Linked DNA regions of Homo sapiens: region 1 is linked to region 2. A link is a loop called in an ENCODE intact Hi-C map of the cell type or tissue named here. Cell type or tissue: IMR-90. All regions are shown on one strand.

Region 1 (8,000 bases), 1.3 Mb after region 2:
TTTATCTTCAGTTAATTGTCTAATTTAAACAAAATATATCCTTGTTTGTGGTAATATTTAAATAATTACCTTTAAGATGTTAGATGGAAAGATCTATTTGGCAAAGCTGTGTTTTCTCTGTTTACCAAGATAAAGATTATAGTGTCTAAGGAATGTAATTGATTATTTACCAGTAGATTTAGCTCATAGCATCAGGATTTACTGACCTCTTAAAATTTGTACTAAGTCACAATTCAAAGAAATTTCACCATTCTCTTTCCTTCTCAGTCTCCAGAAGGAGTCAGGTTGTTGGCCATTGATTGCATTAGTATTTAAAAGGCCAAGCCTTACATTGGAAGATCAATACATCTAAAATAAAAACATGGGTTTGGGGATAACTTTTGTTGTTAGGAGGTGGAGGAGGTCAAGCTAACAAAAGCTTGTTTTTGGCATTCCAAGTCTTAGCTAAAGATTATGTAGAGGTAAATATCAGTAGTAGATTCCTGTTGAAATGAGTTATCTGTTCTTTTAAAGTCTCTAAACAGCCACCAAAGAAAAGGAAGGTTAAACCTTAATCTATTTACTAGGCTATTGTTCATAGGTGTCAATGATGCCAATAAAAAATACTGTCTTGTTATGTCTAAGTGCATTTAGCAATGGGTGTTCCTGAGCCATACTTTGAAACATAAAATACTCTAAATGTTGATTGATGTTATATCACTATTTCACTATTAGATTAATATTATTATTTTGAATCAAATTGAATAAAAAGTTAGTGTGTTTGGATTCTTACAAGTTTAGCTTCTTTATTTCTGTTTGCAATCTCCCCACCCTAAGTATAGTCTTGGTATACATCTTGAACTGAAAAATTTTCCATTGAAATCTATATATGGTAATTATAATGCATAGAAGCAAGTGAAAATACAAAGTGCTATGAGCACTGTAAATTGAGAGGAAAAAGCAATTAGGGATAAAAGATGTTTTAGAATAATATAGCTCGTGTCCAAGTAGGTGACACCTTTAATCCTGCTGTCTATGCAGGTATTTGAGGCCTCCAGTCTCTATGGTTCTAGACAAACAAGTTAACTCTGATTCTTTGGTATACTATAGTTCTAAATAATGGATTTTAAAAGTAAAATAGTTTCTTTCTGTCACTTTCTTCCTAGGATAACAAGCAGAACACAGTTTAAGTGTTGTTTCTTTTTTATTGAAAGTTGCAATGCTGAGGGATTCGGAAAGAGCGGTTCTGAAGGAGTTAAATGTAGTGGCAGGTAAGAGGAAAGCTGCTTGGTACATTTATAATATCAGTTGCATTACATGCAGAATCAACATTGATTTAAGAGGTGGGTTATGACAAGGAGAAATATTGTCTGGAAGAAGATTTCTTTGGGGTGATTGAAGGGGGACATTTTTTCTGCTGTACAGATGTGCAAACTTTCCCTTTCTTCCTTCTGGCTCCTCACCCTTCTAGCTTTGCTTGGTTTGTTTTGGTGGTTATGGAACAGTATTTCTAGCTTAATTTTCTGCAGGGTGGGCAGGGTTCTTTTGGGAAAACAGAAGATGAGGTACCAAATTGTGATTTTTTTTTTTTTTTTGTTCCTGTTTTGTCCCTGATAAAGCACTTCCTGGCAGTAGCTGGAGGCTCACTCAAGTGAAGTCAAAGGCCAGGTCTCACTTTGAACCAAGGGACAAGCTTCCAGTCTGGCAGATCAAGATAGAGTTAAACTAGTTGTTGACCCAGAAGTCAGGCCAGCATATATCAGCCCACCCTCCAGAGTCTGGAAAGGGCTGCCAATCCAACCATTTCCATTTCCTACCTCATCTCTTCTACAAACTTGAATGTTTCTTCCCTATCCTGCTTTCTCCTTTTTTGGCTCCTTCCTTCCTCACCTTCTCTCTTTGTGGATGATCTCTTTCACTGAGATATGTGTAACTGTGATTTGTTGAGGCTGGATTACCAACTGAAATATTTTATGTAAGAAACTTAATTTAAACCAATATGATGACTTCCTCTCAGAACAACTGATGCTGGAAAAAGCTCCTGAATGGGTTTGCCTTCCTTCCGCCCTGCTCCTACCGGAATCTTGGCATAACTTCTCAACTGGGCTTCCTTTGGTTAGAGAATACTGAAATTAAAATTTAAAGACAAGCAGGTGATGAGACTGGACTCCTAAGTAGGCAGATCGATAATTTTGCTATCATTTTCATCTTCATGGATCTTTTGGTGAGGTTATTAAATGGAATGCTACAGAAGGCTTGTAGAGGAATTTTTTTAAAAATAAATATTGTAGAGGATTGCTCAAAGGTCAGATGATCTTTTTGGCTGATAAATTAAGGCAGAAAAAGGGGGAAAAAAGTGTGGATTTGATTATTATCTGTTTGCTAAGATGGTAAAGATAAATATTATCATGAAGAATTTAAGAATTTTGCTCAGTGTTTTGTACAAACAGCCTCAAAAAGGGATTGATTTGATGCAGGTATTTTGAATAAACTGTGGTTGTTCATTTTACTACTGATTTTTGCTGCTTCTGTCCAAACAGGCATTATTTCTCTTTACACTCCTAAGAAAAACCCAGATATTACCAACATCTTTATCCTTCTCTCTCTTTTTAAAAGTATGGTTTCTGCAGTTGCTTCCTTCCTTCCTTTCTTCCTCCTTCTCTCCCTCCCAATCTCCCTCCTTTTTAAAAAATGGCGCAGAAGATCAATTCTGTGCCTGTATTTCAAGAAAATGGTGTTAAAGTAAGGAATCGAAATATAGTAATGCTGTACCCATTTTAAAGTCAGGGCTTTGGTTTTGGGTGGCATCTTTTGAAGACTGCTCAATATAAATAGTTGATGTTATTTTAAAAATAAGATTCAGAATTTTCTCCCTGTTTATTCCCTGCTTCCGGATTAAAGGAAAGCCGCTAATTCCTTGCCATCCTGGACCCTAGCCGCTGCGGTTTAAGGGGATGCGCGTCAGTGGCCATGTCTTTAGATTCGCTGCTCTCCCTGTGAGCAGAAATGTTGATTTGCTGCAGCGGCGGGGAGGGGGGATCTATTTTTCCCTAGTCCCTCGGCGCATGTTTAATTTAATTTAATTTTCTGCGGAGTCTCTTGGCGGTGAGGAAAGCAGCCTTATACATTTTGCTTTGGTTCCTAACGAACAGTGGGAGAGCTCTAGGGACAGCGGGGAGGGCTTGAGGTGACCTAGAACTCGGAATAAAGCCCCGCTACAAGCTGTCGCTTTTTCCTGGTATTCTAGTACCGTTTTTGAAAGTCCATCTACCGGAAATGTTGCTTTTTTTTTTTTTTTTTTTTTTTGAGATGGAGTTTCGCTCTTGTCTAGGCTGGAGTGCAACAGCGCAATTTCGGCTCACTGCAACCTCCGCCTTCCGGGTTCAAGCGATTCTCCTGCCTCAGCCTCCCCTGTAGCTGGGATTACAGGCGACCGCCACCACGCCCGGCTAATTGTGCATTTTCAGTAGAGACCGGTTTCACCATGTTGGCCTGGTCTCGAACTCCTGACTTCAGGTGATCCGCCAGCCTCGGCCTCTTAAAGTGCTGGGATTACCGGCGTGAGCCACCGCGCCCGGCCTGGGGCTGCCGCTTTTAAAAAGCCCATTCCTCAACTTTGCTTCTCAGGCACCAATTTCTTGCTGCGCGGGAGGAAACGCTGGCAGCGACCTCTGCTTCTCTCGCAGGGCGCTGAGCCGAGGTCCGGCCTGCCCAAAGTTCCCTTCGTTCTCTTTTCGAATGAATTCTGCGAGAGGTTTTGAGCCTGGGAGGATTTCCCTCCCTTTCTAAACGCTACCCTCCGCTTTCCTCTTCCCAGCTCCTCGAAGTGCCCAGTACATTGAGAAAGACCCCGGGGCCCTCCCGGGGAGGGTTCCGAACTGGCGATCCGCACGGTCCGCTTGCACGTAGCAGCGAAGAGTGAGGTGGTGGTCTGGGGTCTCCCCGCGAGCCCTGGCCCCGGCCCGGGCCCGCCGCTCCCCTCGGGCTGCGGGCCGGAGCAGCCCATCGCCGCGCCCACCGCACACAAAGGCACCGCGGCCGCCTCCGCCCGCTGCACGGACAGCGAGCGCCACCCTGTGCCCTGCTCCCGTTCTGCAGCGCGCTCAGCGCGGGCAATGCCGGCCAGACCCGCCCCGCCAGTCCCGGGCCTCTGACCTTGGGCAAACCCACGGTGGGAATGCGCGGGGAGCCTCCCCCCGCCCCGCTCGCCTGTGGGCTCTCAAAAGACACTCGGGCCGGACGGGGTGAGGGATTCCCCTGCCTTCGCTTCCCTCCCTCGCTTGCTCTGTAGTTTTCCCGCACCAGCCCGCTGCCCTGCGCCATCCTAGGGCCTCGGAGCCCGGGGAATCTGTCCCATCCTGTCACGGGGTGCCGCGCTTGATCTTTCTGCCCGTGCCACCGGAGGCTGCTGCGGCGTGGACAGACTCAGATTCTTCTTCCTGAACTTGTTCAGCTTTCTCTCTGTCCTGGCCCACGACTGCCTGCCTTTCTTCACCTCCTGTGCTCTTTTCTTGGCCAAACTGCTTTGTGTTCACTCGCACCCGCCTCCTCTCCCCAGCGACGTCAAAGTGCAGCGTCCTCCATAGGTGGCAAGATTTATTCTTGTCATTTTATCATGGGGTTGGCAGACTCGACGAGTGAAGGAACTTGCCCACATTTCCCCACACTGTTATCATAAAGAAGGCGCAATTAAGTGTGACTGGCTGTGAAAACTCTGCGCTTTTTAGTTTCAGGATATCAAAAAAGTTTAGCTACCCTGGGACTAACAGAAAAAGTGATGGATAGATAGGTGGATGGACACAGATGTAGAATCACTGAACCTGTTGAACAGAACTCTACTGCATTGCACCCAAAACCCAACAACCTCTCATGGGCTTCCTTCCCAATGCTCTTCTCTCCCGACTCTGGGCCTCTGGGTCTTTGGGGACTGCTACCAACATTCTGAAGGTCCCTATTCTGGTGACATCTGAAAGGAGATCAAGATAGATCAACCCTTCGGAGAAGAGCGTCATGCTCCGCTTAAAGGTCTTTATTTGGAGAATGTACCTGCCTCTCCCCGGGCTGCCTGAGGAAAGGAGCTGGCTCCTGGTAAACCTTTCCCCAGCCCCACCCCCTGACTCTTTTAGGCGCCTCTAGGTCTTAGGCCTTCTGGTCTTGGAAGTCATCGCACAGGTTCGGATCTGTGGGTTCCACTTTGTATTCTCGAGACATGCCAAGGATTAAACTTGGCTTTTATGGGTGGTTAGATACGCACTATGTACATGCATTTAAGGCATCCTGTGATGAGGCTGCAGCATAAATCTTCTCCCGCACTTATATTGAAAGAGCTCTCGGAGACGCACACCTGCGCGTGACAGGGCTCCAGTCATGTCCCCTCGTGGCTAAATCCACGGGCTCCACTGACCCCAATCCCCCACAGTGGGGAAGGAAGGAGGGCCGCCTATCTTCGCTTGCAAGCCCCTGCAGCCGCCGGTAGAAGCAATCTGGCTTCCCGGAGCTCCAGGATATAATTGACACGTCCACCTCCGGAGCCGCCACCACTCTCCTCCCTCAAGCCAGCCGGCGATGTGAGCCCACACCCCCACCCCCTCTCTCCGGGGTCCGGAAAGCTGGGAAGCGCTGGAATGCCGCGTTCTCTCACCCTATTGTGCCTAGGTGTTGCAAACCACTGGAGGACAGAGCTTCGCGCTTTGATCTCATGTCCCAGTCATTCTTTAGCACAGAGGGGTGAGTTTAAATTAAATTTCTTTCTCTGCTGATAAGTCGTAATGGGCCTCAGAAGGTGAATAATTATGCAGTAACATTTCATGGGTTGTTGGAGTGGGAATTCCCACTGCGCTGTCATCAAGAACAGAATTTCCCTCGTACGCTCAATGCTAAAAGAAGCTTTGCAAGTAAGCCACAAGTGTCTTTCAAATCTCGATGCAGATGATCTAGTCCTTCCCTACTCACCTTTCTTGCCCCTACAAATCTGTGTCGTCCTTTATTTTTTCATTCGTAGTTTATAAGTGGTTTACGAATACTTTTAAAATCAGTGCTAAAGGATCTTATATTTGAGGTAAAAAAAATACTTAGCTTTGATGATTATGCATTTCTATCAAGACAAAGCACACACTGATGAAAGCTGGGGCCGCATTTTCCTGGGAAAAGGCAGATGAGCCACCTGAGATTTATGTCCAAATACCTGGATTTAGTCTGGCCAACTATCTTCACTTCTTTTAGTGAAATAGTGCTTTTTGGTTTGATTCCTGAGGAGAGTCCGGACCCGAAGTTGCTGCAGGGATAAGATTTGATCATTAGTGTTCTGAAGGTATCTAGTTGCAGTTGAGAAATTGACTTTCCATGCAGGAAGGTTAAAAGGCAAAATGCCTTGGCTGCTTCACTCAAAATAGCCACCTGCCTATTAGAAAATGTGGACTTAATTCTTGGAGATATCAATTTATATTTAATTTCCCTCCAACCTAGATAAAAAAAACAGCATCAACAGTTTGGATATTGTAAATGGGTCATGACATTTTGATACTCAAAAGAAAATCAGACCCTTAAAGAACTCTCTAAAATTGTAATTTAAAAGCACAATGGACTCTTTATTGTTTTGTTTTTTTAAAAAATCCTCTATACCCCCATTCACTTTAGTGCTTCATCGCATAGCATTTTCATTGTTTACTTTTTGTCCCTTTACATGTCTTCCTTTAAATGAATTGAGCTCCCTCAAGCTTTAAGATTTCCAAATCAACACACAGAAACTGGAGCCTGCTTACCAAGTTTTCACTCCTCTCTTGGCAACTAATTTGAAAGGGCTCAAACAATAAGTTGATTTACATTATGCTCATTTTACCCTGAAATCTGTGCGAATGTTGAAAAACCCTTAATCTTTCACCTTGGGTTATCTTTACATCTTTGGGGGAACCAATCCTTCCAGCTTTAAGTTTTTTAGCTACTCCATTTTAAGCGCTGAAATAGAAGAAAGAAAGTAGATCTTTTTCTTTTTTCCCCTAAAGTTCAAGTGATTGTCTAGTTCAACTGAAAATAAAGGATTTGTACTGCCCAATTTTGCACCCAATTTAATGTCCCTAATTATGTGGCACCCTATCATCAGGTTTCCATCATTTCAGGAAGTTTTGTGCTCATTCTTGTACACTGATCAATGCTTCATTTTTCTCTTACATGCCTATCTCTTATGATTATTATTTTTTTTCTAAGCAGGTCTTTCCCCTTTCAATTTAACAAACAATGGCCTTATTGCAGGGAGGTGGGGAGGGGAGCTAGTACCAGGTGGAAATGTGTTTAAAAGACATTCACGTTATTTAGCTTTAAAAATATTATTGAGTTATATATTCTCTTTAACAGAATTTACACAGACTTTTTCTATAGATAAATGAAACTTTTATTTAGGGCAAAATATTTTTTATAACATTAAATTATATTTCTCCCAAAACTTTAAGAAAAGAAAGTTTTTATAGATGACAATTCAGTGGCTTTTTACTATGAGGCAAAGTAACTTTTGCTGTTTCTCCAGTAAATAACTATTTGACTTAAAACTGCAGTGGTTAAGTTTAAGGTCCATATACATTATACTTCCTGTGTCCTCAGTATTGACATATTTTAGTGAGTTTCACAATTGAATGTTGTCATAGCAATGAACAGAGATCATTAAAACAACCTCGTAAATATTTTGGCTACAAATACTGTATAGTTTTCAGTAGAAAGCATATGATATATTAATAATTCATTTCATATGTAATTATTAAATTTGAAATGCATTGCTTAGTGATGTGTTCACTAAGTGTTTTAGTATGTATATCCAGGAAAATCAGATTTGGTGAACTTTTCATTCTTGAAGTTCTGCTTGTTGTTTTGTAGAGAAAATATTACTTTCACAATAGAGGTATAATAGATCCCTGCTGTAAAGAAATAGTATTAATAATTTATGTCCATGAAGGGGTTTGGAACTACTTTTATTATTTTATGCTGCAAAAGCAGTGGCATATTCTTTTTCCCTTCAGTTTTTAAGTAAACTT
Region 2 (8,000 bases):
GAATCATGGTGGAGGTTCTCCCCATGCTATTTTCATGATAGTGAGTGAGTTCTCATGAGATCTGATGGGTTTATAGGGGGCCTTTCCCTCCTTCACTCTGCATTTCTTCTTCCTGCTGCTAACTGAAGGATGCCTTTGCTTCCCCTTCCGTCATGATTGTAAGTTTCCTGAGGCCTCCCCAGCACTGCAGAACCATGAATCTATTAAACCTTTTTCCTTTATAAATTACACAGTCTTACGTATGTCCTTATAGCAGCATGACAGCAGACTAATACAGTAAATTGGTACCACAGAGAGTGGGGTGCTCCTATAAGGATACCCAAAAATGTGGAAGCAACTTTGGAACTAGGTAACAGGAAGAGGTTGAAACAGTTTGGAGGGATCAGAAGAAGACAGGAAAATGTGGGGAAATTTGGAACTTCCTAGAGACCTGTTGAATGACTTTGACCAAAATGCTGATAGTGATATAGACAATAAAGTCCAGGCTGAGGTGGTCTCAGATGAAAATGAGGAACTTGTTGGGAGCTGGAATAAGGGTGATTCTTGCTATGTTTTAGCAAAGTGACTGGCAGCATTTTGCTCCTGCCCTAGAGATCTGTGGAACTTCAAACTTGAGAGAGGTGATTTAGGGTATCTGGTGGAAGAAATTTCTAAGCAGCAAAGCATTCAAGAGGAAGCAGAGCATAGAAGTTTGGAAAGTTTGCAGCCTAAACATGGAATAGAAGAGAAAAACCCATTTTCTGGGGAGAAATTCAAGCCTGCTGCTGAAATTTGCATAAGTAATGAGGAGCCAAATTTTAATCTCCAAAACAATGGGGAAAGGTCTCCACGGTATGTCAAAAACCTTCATGGCAGTCCCTCCCATCACAGGTCCAGAGGCCTAGGAGGGAAAAATCATTTCCTGGGCTGGGTCCAGGGACCCCTGCTGTGTACAACCTAGGGACTTTGTGCCTTACATCCCAGCCGCTTCAGCTGTGGCTAAAAGGGGCCAGAGTACAGCTCAGGCTGTGGCTTCAGAGGGTGCAAGCCCCAAGCCTTGGCACCTTCCATGTGGTGTTGAGCCTGCAGGTACACAGACGTCAAGAATTGAGGTTTGGGAACCTCTGCCTAGATTTCAGAGGATGTATGGAAATGCCAGGATGTTCAGGCAGAAGTTTGCTGCAGTGGTGGAGCACTCATGGAGAACCTCTGCTAGGGCAGTGAGGAAGGGAAATGTGGGGTCAGAGCCTCCACACAGAGTCCTTACTAAGGCACTGTCTAGTGGAGCTGTGAGAAGACAGCCACCATCATCCAGACTCCAGAATGGTAGATCCACCAACAGCTTGCACCATGTACCTGGAAAAGCCACAGATACTCAGCACCAGTCTGTGAAAACAGCCAGGAAGAGGGGGCAATACCCTGCAAAACCACACAGGTGGAGCTGCCCAAGGCCGTGGGAACCCACCTCTTGCATCAGTGTGACCTGGATGTGAGACATGGAGTCAAAGGAGATCATTTTGGAACTTTAAGGTTTAATGACTGCCCTATTGGATTTCAGATTTGCATGGTGTCTCTGGCCCCTTTGTTTTGGCCAATTTCTCTCATTTGGAATGGGTATAATTACCCAGTGCCTGTACTCCCATTGTATCTAGGAAGTAACTAACTTGCTTTTGATTTTACAGGCTCATAGGAGGAAGAAACTTACCTTGTCTCAGATGAGACTTTGAACTTGGACTTTTGGATTAATTATGGAAAGAGCTAAGACTTTGGGGCACTGTTGGAAAGGCATGATTGTGTTTTAAAATGTGAGGACATGTGATTTGGGAGGGGCCAGGGGTGGAATGATATGGTTTGGCTTTGTCCCCACTCAAATCTCATCTTGAATTGTAGTTCCCGTAATCCCCATGTGTTGCAGGAGGGATGCAGAGAGAGGTAATCGAATCATCGGGGTGGTTTTTCCCATGCTGTTCTTGTGATAGTAAGTGAGTTCTCATGAGATCTGGTGGTTTTATGAGGACCATCGCTTATAAGGGTTTTCCCCCTTTGTTCAGCACTTCTCTTTCATGCCACATGTGAAGGATGTGTTTGCTTCCCCATCCACCTTGATTGTAAGCTTCATGAGGCCTCCCCAGCCCTGCAGAACCATGAGACAATTAAAACTCTTTCTTTTATAAATTAGTCAGTCTTGGGTATGTCCTTATAGCAGTGCAGGAACAGACTAATACAGCTAGTGAGTGACCAGGCTGGAATTTGAACCCAGGGCTGTATGATTCCAGAGGCCTGTTACTGGTTTTCAAATTTTGGCACCCAAGGTCACCTGCAGGGCTTATTAAACACAGATTGCTGTTAAAACGCAGATGCTGGGTGGGGCCAGAGCATCTGCCTTTCTAGCAAGTTCCAGGTCCTGCTGCTGGTACAACACCAGACTTTGAAAGCAGCTTTCCAAGCAGCTCTTGGACTTTCATGGCCATAAAAATCACCTGGGAAGTTTTGTTTGTTCATTTGAGCAGATCTTCTGGCCCATTCCAGAAGATTTGGATTTGGTAAATCCAAACAGGGCCCAGGAATCTGCATTGTAAACAAGCAAACCCAGTGATTCTCAGAGGATCAGTGGCCACCCTTTGAGAAAGAATGTATTTCCTGCTTCCCTGAAGACCGATGAGGTCCTCAGCTTTGATGGCACATTGGAACCACCCGGGAAAATTTCAGAAATTTGAAGCTGAACTGATGTCTGGGATTAACCCCGAAAGATTCTAATTTCAGGTAGTGTGGGGAGGGGGTGACCTGAGCCACTGGGTTTAAAGAAAATCTCATCAGGGTGACTCTAACATGTAGACAAATTTGAGAACCACCAGCACTGCTCAAAGTAATAAGCTACCAGAGGCTGGTGACCATATGCAAGATTCCGCAGCACTTAGGTAGCAGAGCCTGGGGGCCCCAGGAGTTCTAGTTCTTCCCCAGCACTCGATCAGAAAGGGTCCCCGTCATGACTAAGACCTTTTTCCAGCCCCAAAACCTGTACATTTTCCCAGACAACTCATCAAAATTAGCATACACTCATTCACTTATTCATTTATTCATGGACAAAATGGCCATGTGGAGGCCGGATGAACTGTGAGGGCACTGGGCCAGGTTGCCTGAATCTGACCCCAGCTTCGGCACTTGCTGGGAATGTGACACCGTGCACGTTCATTATGGGGTGCCTGGCTCTCCTTATTGGAAAACCTTACCTCCTAGGCTTCTTGTGAGGAATAAGTGAGTCACTGAAGATGGAGATCTTATAACATAGTAAGCTCTAAATTAGTGTGTTTTATAATCAATCATCGAAGAAATCTCTATCCAGCAGCTACCATGTGTCAGGCACGGGGTACAACGGAATAAAACACAAGGTCCCTTATCTAATTGAGCTGACAATCAGGAGAAGAAAGTGAAAATATATCATGTGAGGGTAATAAGTTACTGCGTTTCTCTCTCTGAACCCCTCAAATGCCCAGGGGCACGATAAGTGAGGGCAGCTGGACATCCTGTCCTGTGGGGTATCGCGGATGAGGGGTGTCGGTGAGGGAAGTGTGGCGGGTCAGGACGCCCGTTCACCAGTTCGCTGCTTTACTACCCGCCGCCTTCAAGCTGTCGGGTTAAACCTTTCCAAGAAGGCTCCCTTGAGCTCTCTCTCTCTCTTCCTCTTCCCCTTTGCTCCTTCCTTCTCTCCCTCCCGCAACTGCTCCCGGGGATATGTCCCACTGTCGCTAGTGTTTCAGTTTCTCCTGCAGGATTTCCGTATGGGGGTGGGGTGGGCTGGGCTGCAGCGGGGCGGGGCGTAGGAGCACACATCATGGGGCTGCAGCGGTGGCAGGAGCTCCGTCCGCAGGGCCTGTCTGACGGAGAATGGAGCGGATTGAAGGTCGCATCTTTTCTCTTCGAACTCTGAAGGCATCTCCCAGCCGGCACTGGGGGCGCTGGCCCCTTGATTTCCTAAAAGACAACCAGTCCCCCTGCGAGACCTCGCTGGCCATTCCCGCAGCCTCCCCTCTGGCAGCGCACGGTGGTCACGGGCGGGGGGTGGGGGCCGGAGAATGGCCCCAGGCCACTCCCCCCGCCGCGCTGGGTTGCTGTGCAGCGCGGTTCCGCGGGGCCTCGGCAGGTGTCGCTGTGGTCTGGGGAGTGAGCGTCTGCGAGTCCCCGGGAGGCTGGGCGCCGCCTGACGCGGTGTTGGGGGACCGGAGTGCTGAAGAGCAAACCGAGCCTTAGGCAACCGCAGTTCCCAGACAGAGACTGTTCCTGTTGCGGTGGAGGCAGGGGGCCTTTTGGTGAAGCAGGGAGAAACCTGGATTTGACTCTTCCCGGTCCGGTGGGATCCCAGGTGCCGCTGCTCCCTCGACCTACTTGGAGCTGGCAGGTGGATGGTTCTCGAAAGGCAGTGTGATCCCAGGGATGCAGATCCTGCGTCTCCACCCTGGAGTTTCTGATTAGGAACTAGTGGGTCGAGGCCCAGGAATTTGCAGCTTTAGCGCCTCTTCTGTCACAACGGGTGCAGTTCTTGCTTAGAAAAACACTAAATCAGAAAATCAATCAGATTAAGTCAATTTGCTGGAGGTTTTCCCAAACATCTGTGTTCTAGTTCAAAATATGTTTCATCGGGTAATTAGGAAATTACATTCGTAATTTTACCTCTGAGAAGGGCAGAAAGTGGCCATTCTCACTCCTGATCCTATAGCTCACTCCCCCTCATCTCAGCAGCGTCTGCTGTCCACTCATTCAGGCCTCCACTCAAATGTCATTTCCGGATAATCTTTTCTGATCACACTACCCAAGAAAAGCGCTCCCTCTCCACAATTCCCACCATCTTATATTATTGTTATGTATAACACTCATCAATATCTAAAAATGTTGTCACCCATTGTCCTTTTAAGTTCTTCCCTCTAATAAGGACTTTTTGGTCACATTTAGGTTTTCTAAAAAATGAAAATAATCACCTCTAATAACGAAACAATGACCGTGTTGCAATTGAAAGGCAAGTCCTATAGTCAAAATTTCAGTGTTGACTTTAAATTGAGGCACATCTTCCTCGCCTTGATCTTGAGTCTTGGGGGTGGGGTTTAGACAGGGAAGGGGTCCCGGTAGCTTCTCCTCTCCTTCTGTCCTTGGCCCTGTCCTCCTCCTTTCCCTTCTTGCTTTCCCAGGTTTCTGACTTTTCCAGAAGGCAGCCCAGGGTGGGAGCACTGGTGACAAAGCTGGAAAGTTCTGCCCTTCAGTGGTGACCCCACACTAGCACTTGCTGGTTGTGGTTACCTGCAAGAACTCCGATAACAAAAAAGTATTATGGTGCTGCAAAAGTAATTGCTGTTTTGGCCTTTAAAAGTAATGGGCAAATCGCAAATACTTTTGCATCAACGTAATACTAAAGATCTGCCACATGCAGCAAGTGCCAGTGTTGGGTCACGGGAGTACATACTCTTCCCTGTGTAGTCCTTTCACGGGGAGTGTGAACTCTCAGGGGGAAAGGCTTGGGGAACTGAGTCCTTCCTTACCTCCCTCAGCCCCTAGAAATGTAGTCATCCTCCAGCCAAGACCACTCCAGTTACTCCTGGCTATCTTCCCAGACAGGACCCAAGGTGACCCTACAAAAATTCTTCCTCTCCTGTGTTCCCTCCCCACTCTGGTTCACAGAAAATATTCATGCAATCTTGTCCAGGCTGGGTTTGCAGACCAGCCCCCGAGTCGCCCATCCCTTGGATTTATCACTGTGGGCCAGTGTGTTGTGTCCCCTAAGCACAGGACATCCAGAGTAAGCCCTTAGAGTAATCTTACTGAAGCTTCTTTAAGTGTCTGGGCTTTCCCTGGTGGGAGGTAGAGGAGGTAGGAGCCACAGCACAGTTGCAGCTTCTTCTGAAGAAATCTGCCTACTCTCAACCTCAGAACCATTTTATACTGTGGATACGTATATTAGGCAGTAATCAGGATAAATTATGTTTTAATATGTTGTTTTTTTAAAAAAAATCCATATTAATGCAAAAAAATTATAAGCAAAATATCAAAATTATAAATAAAGACAATATCAGTACTCCGGGTTTTAGAGGCACACAAGCAAGTGGGCTTTCTTTCCTCTCCTTTTTCCACGACTCCTTCCCACTTGGGATGTATTTTCTACTGTCTTGGAGCCTTTGCCAAAACTTCCATATAAAGACCATGAGGGCAGGGACTTTGCCGTGAAAATTGCTAAATCTTCAGTGTTGGCATTTGGCAAATATCTGGGAATGAATATATGAGTTATGGTTTCTGATTCTTGGATGTTCTTTTATTAGGGAATTTACAGTGGAAAATAGCTGTGGGAAAAAAAGCTTGGCAATGCTACATTTCACTTCTACATGTTGACTTTACCTCTATGACATAGCTTTATTTATTTTTTAACATTTATTTTAGGTCTGGGAGTAATGTGAAGGTTCGTTATATAGGTAAACTGCTGTCACGGGGGTTTGTTGTACAGGTTATCTCATCACCCTGGTATTAAGCCATAGTTATTAATAACTTAAGCCAACAGGTATTTTTTTCTGCTCCTTTTCCTCCTCCCACCCTCTTCCCTCAAGTAGACCCCAGTGTCTGTTATTGCCTTGAGTTCGTGAGTTCTCATCCTTCAGCTCCCGCTTATAAGTGAGAACATGTGGTATTTGGTTTTCTGTTCCTGCATTAGTTTGCTAAGGATGGTAGCCACCAACTCCATCCGTATTCCCGCAAAAGACATGATCTCATTCTTTTTTATGGCTGCATAGTATTCCATGGCATACATGTACCACATTTTCTTTATCCAGTCTGTCATTGTTGGGCGATTAGGTCGATTCCATGTGTTTGCTATTGTGAATGGTGCTGCAGTGAACACTGTGCATGTGTCTTTGTGGTAGGACGATTTATATTCCTCTGGGTATATACCCAGTAATGGGATTTCTGGGTCAAATGGTAGTTCTGCTTTTAGCTCTTCGAGGAATCACCATATTGCTTTCCACAATGGTTGAACTAATTTACACTCCCACCAACAGTGTATAAGTGTTCCCCTTTCTCTGGAACCTCACCAGCTTCTGTTTTTTATTTTTTTATTTTTAATCATAGCCATTCTGACTAGGGTGAGATGCTGTCTTATTGTGGTTTTGATTTGCATTTCTCTAATGCCCAGTAATATTGAGCTTTTCTCATATGCTTTTTGGCTGCGTGTGTGTCTTTTGAAAAGTGCCTGTTCATGTATGACATAGATTTAAAATATAGGTGTGGCTTGCACTTATAAACCCAGCTACTGCAGAGGCTGAGGCAGGAGAATAACTTGAGGCCAGACTTTTGAGACCAGCCTGGACAACATAGCAAGATGCTATCCTAAAAATAAAACAAATTAGCTGGGTGCAGTGGCATGCACCTGTAGTCCCAGCTACTTGGGAGGCTGAGGCAGGATGATGTTTTTTTCCAAATGTGTTTTTGTTGTAGGTAGCATTTGGTTTTCTTTTTCATTTTACAGAATTAAACAGAAGAGTCACAATCATATGCTAGACCACTGCCTATTTTAGGTTTTGTTCCTGGCTACTAATTTTACTTTTTATTATTTAAAATTCAACTTACAGTAGAATTAAAAATATTTGGCAACCAAATCTCTATTTCTGTGCATCAGTACAATAAGGTAAGTATAAAGTCACATAGTGCAATAAAATTTCTCCTCTTAAAAGGTGAAAACTTTCCTTTCTTGGTGTGTTTATTAATCTCTTATAATACAGTTGCATTATAAATCACTCCTTAAAATACTGATATCTTATACACCTTAGCTGTCCTATTACTGTAACTTATTTACATTGAGCTCCATTGCTTCCAGAGTTGGTTCCTTCCAGTGGGTTCTTGGTCTCGCTGACTTAAAAAATGAAGCTGCGGACCTTCGCAGTGAGTGTTACAGCTCTTAAAGCTGATGTGGACCCAAAGAGTGAGCAGCAGCAAGATTTATTGTGAAGAGCGAAAGAACAAAGCTTCCACAGCGTGGAAGGGGACCCCTG

What was found. A loop is a pair of places that touch in the nucleus more often than their neighbours do. Peaks named below come from ENCODE experiments on the same cell type or tissue, not always from the same donor. Only the 100,000 strongest peaks of a DNase experiment are listed, where the experiment ranks them.
Region 1: a loop joins it to region 2, with 9 times the contacts of the local background. A loop is called at or near these places in 11 of 110 quality-filtered maps.

Annotation. Positions count from the first base shown.
Region 1 is chr7:20,774,231-20,782,230 of GRCh38, reverse strand. No RefSeq gene overlaps it. Among named protein-coding and RNA genes, the nearest start is that of SP8, 8.7 kb to the left of the region's middle. RefSeq lists enhancers at 4,932-5,512, 5,513-6,095. In IMR-90, a CTCF peak has its summit at 4,049 (motif pointing left); no DNase peak of the experiment used is centred here; H3K4me3 peaks cover 502 bases; H3K27me3 peaks cover 3,930 bases.
Region 2 is chr7:22,079,177-22,087,176 of GRCh38, reverse strand. No RefSeq gene overlaps it. Among named protein-coding and RNA genes, the nearest start is that of CDCA7L, 140 kb to the right of the region's middle. RefSeq lists cis regulatory regions at 3,373, 5,374, 6,878 and enhancers at 3,301-3,445, 5,302-5,446, 6,806-6,950, 7,967-8,000. In IMR-90, a CTCF peak has its summit at 4,117; a DNase peak (open chromatin) is centred at 4,136; H3K4me3 peaks cover 1,155 bases; H3K27ac peaks cover 320 bases.